Regions from separate parts of the Homo sapiens genome. Here region 2 is linked to region 1. The links are chromatin loops, found by intact Hi-C in ENCODE. Cell type or tissue: lower leg skin. All regions are shown on one strand. Each heading gives the region's core, and the rest is flanking DNA. Links, peaks and the distances in the headings are about the cores only. Region 1 has its middle 13 kb from the start of CSK. Region 2 overlaps ARID3B (AT-rich interaction domain 3B).

Region 1 (2,805 bases), core at 170-2,669:
GGCTCTATGAACTCAGAGGTATTTCAGGTATGCATTTGGGGACCTTTTGCAAGATTGTAAAGACCAGGACGGGAAGGAAAGGGCCACCCTCCGGGGGCTTTTCTTTTCCTGGGAAGAAGGTCTTCTTTCCAGGAAGGTGGTGTACGGGCAAGGCTGAAAACCCAGCCTTCATTCTGCCAGGCCAGTCCCCTCCTAGTCCCTGCTGCCCCAGGGCTGCAGAATCCTATCCTGGCTCCTGCCAGGCTCCCCTGCAGCTGGGCAAACAGGCAGTGGGTGGGACTCGGTATAATTTCCTCCTTGCCCGCCTGGGGTCTGCTAGGCTCTGGCTGAGCTCTCTGGCCTCTGCCCTGCACCCCCAACTTGGAGCCCAAAGGGGGTCATGGGTCTTTCTGCCCTGTGTCCCCAGGGATGCACCCGATGAGTTTGAGAAGGGGCTGCCTTCTCACCCAGAGAGAGGTGAGGCCATCCCCTCACCCAGAGAGGGGCTCCAGGCCCCACTCCAAGGGAGAGTCAGAACTTCCCGGTGCCTACAGGCGCACTGTGCTAAACCAGTGTGAGCATCCTGCGCTGATAATGCTACATGCATAAGCTGCGGATGCACAGGGGCTCAGACTCAGGGGACTGTGGGGAGTCCTGGCAGCCACATATACATCGGGCTCACCCCTGTAGCACCCCATCTAGAAAAGCCCATCCAGAGCCAGAAGGGGCTTCTGGGGATGGTTCCTGGAAGGGCTGGGTTCTGCTGTTCTCTGAGTGACCAATCCACCCATTCTTTCCAGAAATGGTCCTATCCCATCTCCTTCCCCTCCAGCCGCTCTCGGTTCCCTGCCCTCATCCACCCAGGATGTCACTGGGCCTGCTGCGAGTGGCTGCCCGGGGAAAAGGCCAGGAGCTCTGCAATGAGCCTGTAATCCCAGCACTTTGGGAGGCTGAAGTGGGTAGATACGCACTACACACAAGCCAGCACCAGGTTCCTCCCACCCAGGGGATGACAGAGGAGCTCCAGCTCACCACCGTGCCTCAAGTCCCCTGCTTAACTGTCCTATGTGAGCTCAGGGCCGCCCTCTGGGGGCTTTTCTTTTATTTATTTATTTATTTATTTATTTATTTATTTATTTATACTTTAAGTTTTAGGGTACATGTGCACAATGTGCGGGGCTCCCTTCCTCCCAGCAGCCATGCTGTCACGTGCTCCTTGCCCCGGAGAGGCAGGAATCTGTCCCGAAATGTCGAGCTGAAACGCTTCCTGGACGCTTGCTACAACCGTGGTCTTCAAATTCTACTAAATTTTTCCAGTGGCAGGATTCACTGTTGAAAGGAAAGCTTCCCACCTTGCCTGTTCCTCCTAACCCCAAAAAAGTCGGGCTTGTGATCTATGGGGAGAAGAATAGCCCCCGCCCCACACCCATCTGATGCCCAATTCTTCCCAATCCATCAGCCCCCAGCCCTGTCCTCATGTCAGGATCTGCCCGCGTCACTCTCCCCAGCCAAGAACTGGAGCCGAAAATGCAGTGTAGGCTGCCCCCTCGTGGGCAGTTAGAGAAACACATGTTTCTCATAGCTGCTAGCCTTTACCCACTGTCTTGGGGACCCCACCCCAAATAAAAAGGCAACCTAAGGAATAAGCGACTTTGTTTTGCAAATACAACTTCAAGACAAGTCTCAAGTCAGTCCTATGCAGAAATTCTAGAGAAGCCACTAAGAGTGGCCAGAGGACAGCCCCCCACTTCCTCTCATTCCCCAGCCTGGTCCTCATAGACCCACCTGGAGTAGAAATTCCTCGTGCAGGCCAGGCGTGCTGGCTCACACCTATAATCCCAGCACTTTGGGAGGCTGAGGCGAGCTGATCACATGAGGTCAGGAGTTCGAGGCCAGCCTGGCCAACAGGGTAAAACCCCGTCTCTACTAAAACTACAAAAAAAAAAAAAAAAAATAGCCAGGTATGGTGGCAGGCACCTTTAATCCCAGCTACTCAGTAGGCTGAGGCAGGAGAATCGCTTGAACCCAGGAGGCAGAGGTTGCAGTGAGCCAAGATCACGCCACTACACTCCAGGCAGGGTGACAGAGCAAGACTCCATCTCAAAAAAACAAAACAAAACAAAAAAAACACCAATTCCTCATCTAACTCCCTGCCAGGAGTTCAACTTCTGTTCTCATACTTTTAAGAACAGAGAGCTCACTACCCTCAAGGCTGATTCATTATATTTTCTGTGCTGGGGCACTGGGAACACTGATGGTGCAGATCCATTTGTAACCTCCTGGGACTCTCACATTGCTCACTTAGCTGGAGCAACAGGTGAGAAAACGAGGGTTGCAGGTGTGCCAAAGGCACAGGGATGAGAGCGGCCAGTTCTTCACGGACCTACACCTCCACCTGCCTCTTCTCAGGGATCTTATATTCAAAGGGATTAAATTCCAGGATCTTGGAGATGGCTGCAGTCCAGCTGCCCCCTTGCTTCTGCTTTCACTTGAGAATCAGCCGAAGTTCCCCGAGCACCTGCTCCATGCCAGGTCCCTCCTGGCACTTTGTCCCACTTAGTCCTTAAAGCTCGCTGTGATAGCGATGTGCTAATGCCCACTGGGCAGATGGGGACAGAGGCGCAGGAGGTCACTTGCCCAGGATGACACCTCTAGTCATTTGCGGAGTTGGATCTGGCCTCAAGCTTGCTGGTGGCTCTTGGAGCCCATGCAGAAGTGACTGGGGCAACACATGACACTCCAACTTGGCATTCCCCTCAAAGGGCCTGGACCAAGCCAAAAGCTGCGGAGAAGGCTCAGGGCAGACTGTGAAGTCAGGAGTTTGAC
Region 2 (2,805 bases), core at 115-2,614, 220 kb before region 1:
AGCTCCAGGCTAACCCTCTTTAAGGACAGTTGGTTGTTTTGGAGCTAAACACAGCTGACAAGAAGCACTTGCATTGTATATATTTTCCAACAAAGAGCCTTGTAGACATGATTTCATTTCACTCTTACATCATCCCCTTGACAACAGGGAAGGGTAGACCTCAAAATTTCCTTTTTAGTCAAGGAAAGCTGAAGTGACTTCCAAATGGCTGAGTATCAGAGTCAGTTAGGGAGCTTTTTAAAAAATACAGATTGCTGAGTCCTAATGAATTATCTTGGAGGGTGGAGCCTAGGGAATCTTTGTTTTCAACCAAGCCTCTTCTCTTTGTGACCCATAATATAGTTTTTCCTCGCCCAAAGGATGGGAGTGATGATAAGTTGTTCCAGCTTAAGTGACTTGTTGGTGCTTAGTAAGGGAGTTCATGGGTACCCTGCAGAAGCACACACACTTCTTGTGATCCAGTGGTACTGTTTAGAAATCATTTGTGAAAAGCTGTGGGTTTTCACAGGGCAACTGAGAAGTCATATAAGAAAGGTCCTTTGGAACCCAAAAAATCAAACATCTTGGATCAGGAGGTCTGTACAGTAGATCTGAGTTTTACAACAATAGTGTTTGCAGCCAGCAGTGGGATTCAAATCCCATCACTTCCAAATATTGCCCTTGTGATCTTTTAGTAGGGCTCTGATTTGCTCTGAGCCTGTGTCTTCTCATCTGTGAAATAAAAAGAGTGCCACTGCCTCCCATGGATGTTGTAAGGATTAACCGAGCTAGCACATGTGAAAGCTTGTCCAGTGCCAGGCACATGGTAGGTAATAGTGCCCGGGGGAGCTCTTTTATGTAAACAGTGCCATCCTCTCCTGCATCACATAGACATGCCTCTGAAGTGGGAGATGTACTGAGATACACAGAGGTTTTCACTCATCACCCAGGGAGATAGTGGCAGAGCTAGGACTAGAATCAGAGAATCCCAACTTCCACGACAGCAGCACCCTGGCCGCCAGCCCAGACCCGCCTCCCACTGATTGCTTTGGTTTAGCAAAACATCTGTGAGTTGCCGGCTGCCCCCGCACTGCTGTGTGGTTGGCAGAGTTCCATACCGGCCGCTGAGTCAGCTCATAGCAGGATCCTGCCCTGACAGCGCTGGGAAAGTTCAGGCCCGAGGCGGCTGGGCTGCCCCCGCCTTGGCAGCTGGCCAGCGTCTGCGTGTGTGCGGTCGTTCCTAGAAAGTGCAGCCGCATGCGAGGAACAAGTGGAGCTCCAGAGCCTGTCTGTCTTCAGGAAGTGTAGCAGGTGTTGAGGTCAAGCCATTAGAGGTTTAAAAAAAGACTCTTCAGAACTGGCGTGTGCATGTGCACACGTGTGCACCGTGGCAGGGCACCCAGCATCATGTTATCTAGATGGTGGCAGCCCTATGACTACGTAGCTCAGTATTCAGGGGGCTGGCTGTTGGCATTTGAAACTCTTTGCGTTCACTTTATGTTTCTGAGGCATATTCACTAATTATAGACTGCTTGGCAGAGCACCTGCCAAAATGTTTTATAAATACCACAGTAGCTGAGGTATAATCCCTCACCCAAAATTTACCTTCCCCCAGGATTTGGAGATCAAGAACTGAACTGGGGGGCTTTGGGTAGCAATGACTTAAACCGTCAGATGTGCACGTCCTTTTCCCCTTTAATTTTTAACATTGATTTGATCTGTGCTCTCCTTTTCTATAAATCCTGATTTTAAAGGAGTAAATCATATGCTTGGGGATTTTAAAACTTTTTTTTTAGTATATTTTAGAAGGGCCAAAAATAATAATATTCTTGGGGAGAGCCTATAGAAACCATTACAGATCATTAGACTAGCTTGTTTTGTTGTTCAAAATCTTTACTTTATGAAACTTAATGGAGTGCAAAAATAGAATATCCCTTGCTCCAGCAACAATTACAAAGACCTTTACAATTGACACAGATCTTTCCCCCCCGCCTTCCCCCTCCCCCGCCGACACAGAGCGCACTCTGTTGCCCAGGCTGGAGTGCAGTGGCGCGATCTCGGCTTCCTGCAACCTCCGCCTCCTGAGTTCAAGTGATTTTCGTGCCTCACCCTCCCTAGCAGCTGAGATTACAGGCATATGCTACCATGCCTGGCTAATTTATTTTTTTATTTTTATTTATTTTTTTGTATTTTTAGTAGAGACAGGGTTTCGTCATGTTGGCCAGGCTGGTCTCAAACTCCTGACCTCAAGTGATCCGCCCGTCCTGGCCTCCCAAAGTGCTGGGATTACAGGCGTGAGCCACCGCGCCTACCCTGACACAGATCTTATTGTTAATGTGATACAGTGTCCATCTTGTTCTTTTGAACAACAAACTTTTACAGAGGCTTCTTTGTGCCAGACCTGTGCTGTATGAAACAAGGCATGTTTCTCTCTCAGGGAGTTCAGGTCTAGCGGTGGCAGTGTGGGAACCTCAAGGGGGATTCGAACTTGGGTTACAATAATTTGATTCTGTCCTGAGTCTACTGGAGCCCAGCCACCCAGTCTGCTATGGCAGAGATATTTTAAAACAGAGTTTTGTTTCAAACATTCACATGCCAAAGTTTAAAAAGTTAATTTTGTCTACAGCATAGCATAGCTTGGCAAACCAACAGGAATACTCAGAAGTATTTTGCAAGATTTTGGGGTAAGGGAGGACAGGCATCTGCTAACTGAAAAGTGAAACTGGGAAAGCTTAAGGGTTCCAGAGATTATTCTTTGCATCTGAAATCCCTTACTTAGAACATGTAAAGTCAAAATTATTTCGTGGATTCTCTTTGAAGAAACTC

What was found. Peaks named below come from ENCODE experiments on the same cell type or tissue, not always from the same donor. Only the 100,000 strongest peaks of a DNase experiment are listed, where the experiment ranks them.
Region 2: it touches region 1 in a loop (3-fold over the local background); 3 of 110 quality-filtered maps call a loop at or near these places.

What each region holds. Positions count from the first base shown.
Region 1 is chr15:74,767,506-74,770,310 of GRCh38, forward strand. No RefSeq gene overlaps it. Among named protein-coding and RNA genes, the nearest start is that of CSK, 13 kb to the right of the region's middle. RefSeq lists an enhancer at 1-606. In lower leg skin, for the core only: a CTCF peak has its summit at 1,491 (motif pointing left); a DNase peak (open chromatin) is centred at 1,495.
Region 2 is chr15:74,545,190-74,547,994 of GRCh38, forward strand. The region is part of intron 2 of ARID3B (AT-rich interaction domain 3B); the gene reads left to right. Among named protein-coding and RNA genes, the nearest start is that of ARID3B, 5.4 kb to the left of the region's middle. RefSeq lists a silencer at 833-1,375 and enhancers at 959-1,253, 1,076-1,385. In lower leg skin, for the core only: a CTCF peak has its summit at 1,175; a DNase peak (open chromatin) is centred at 1,082.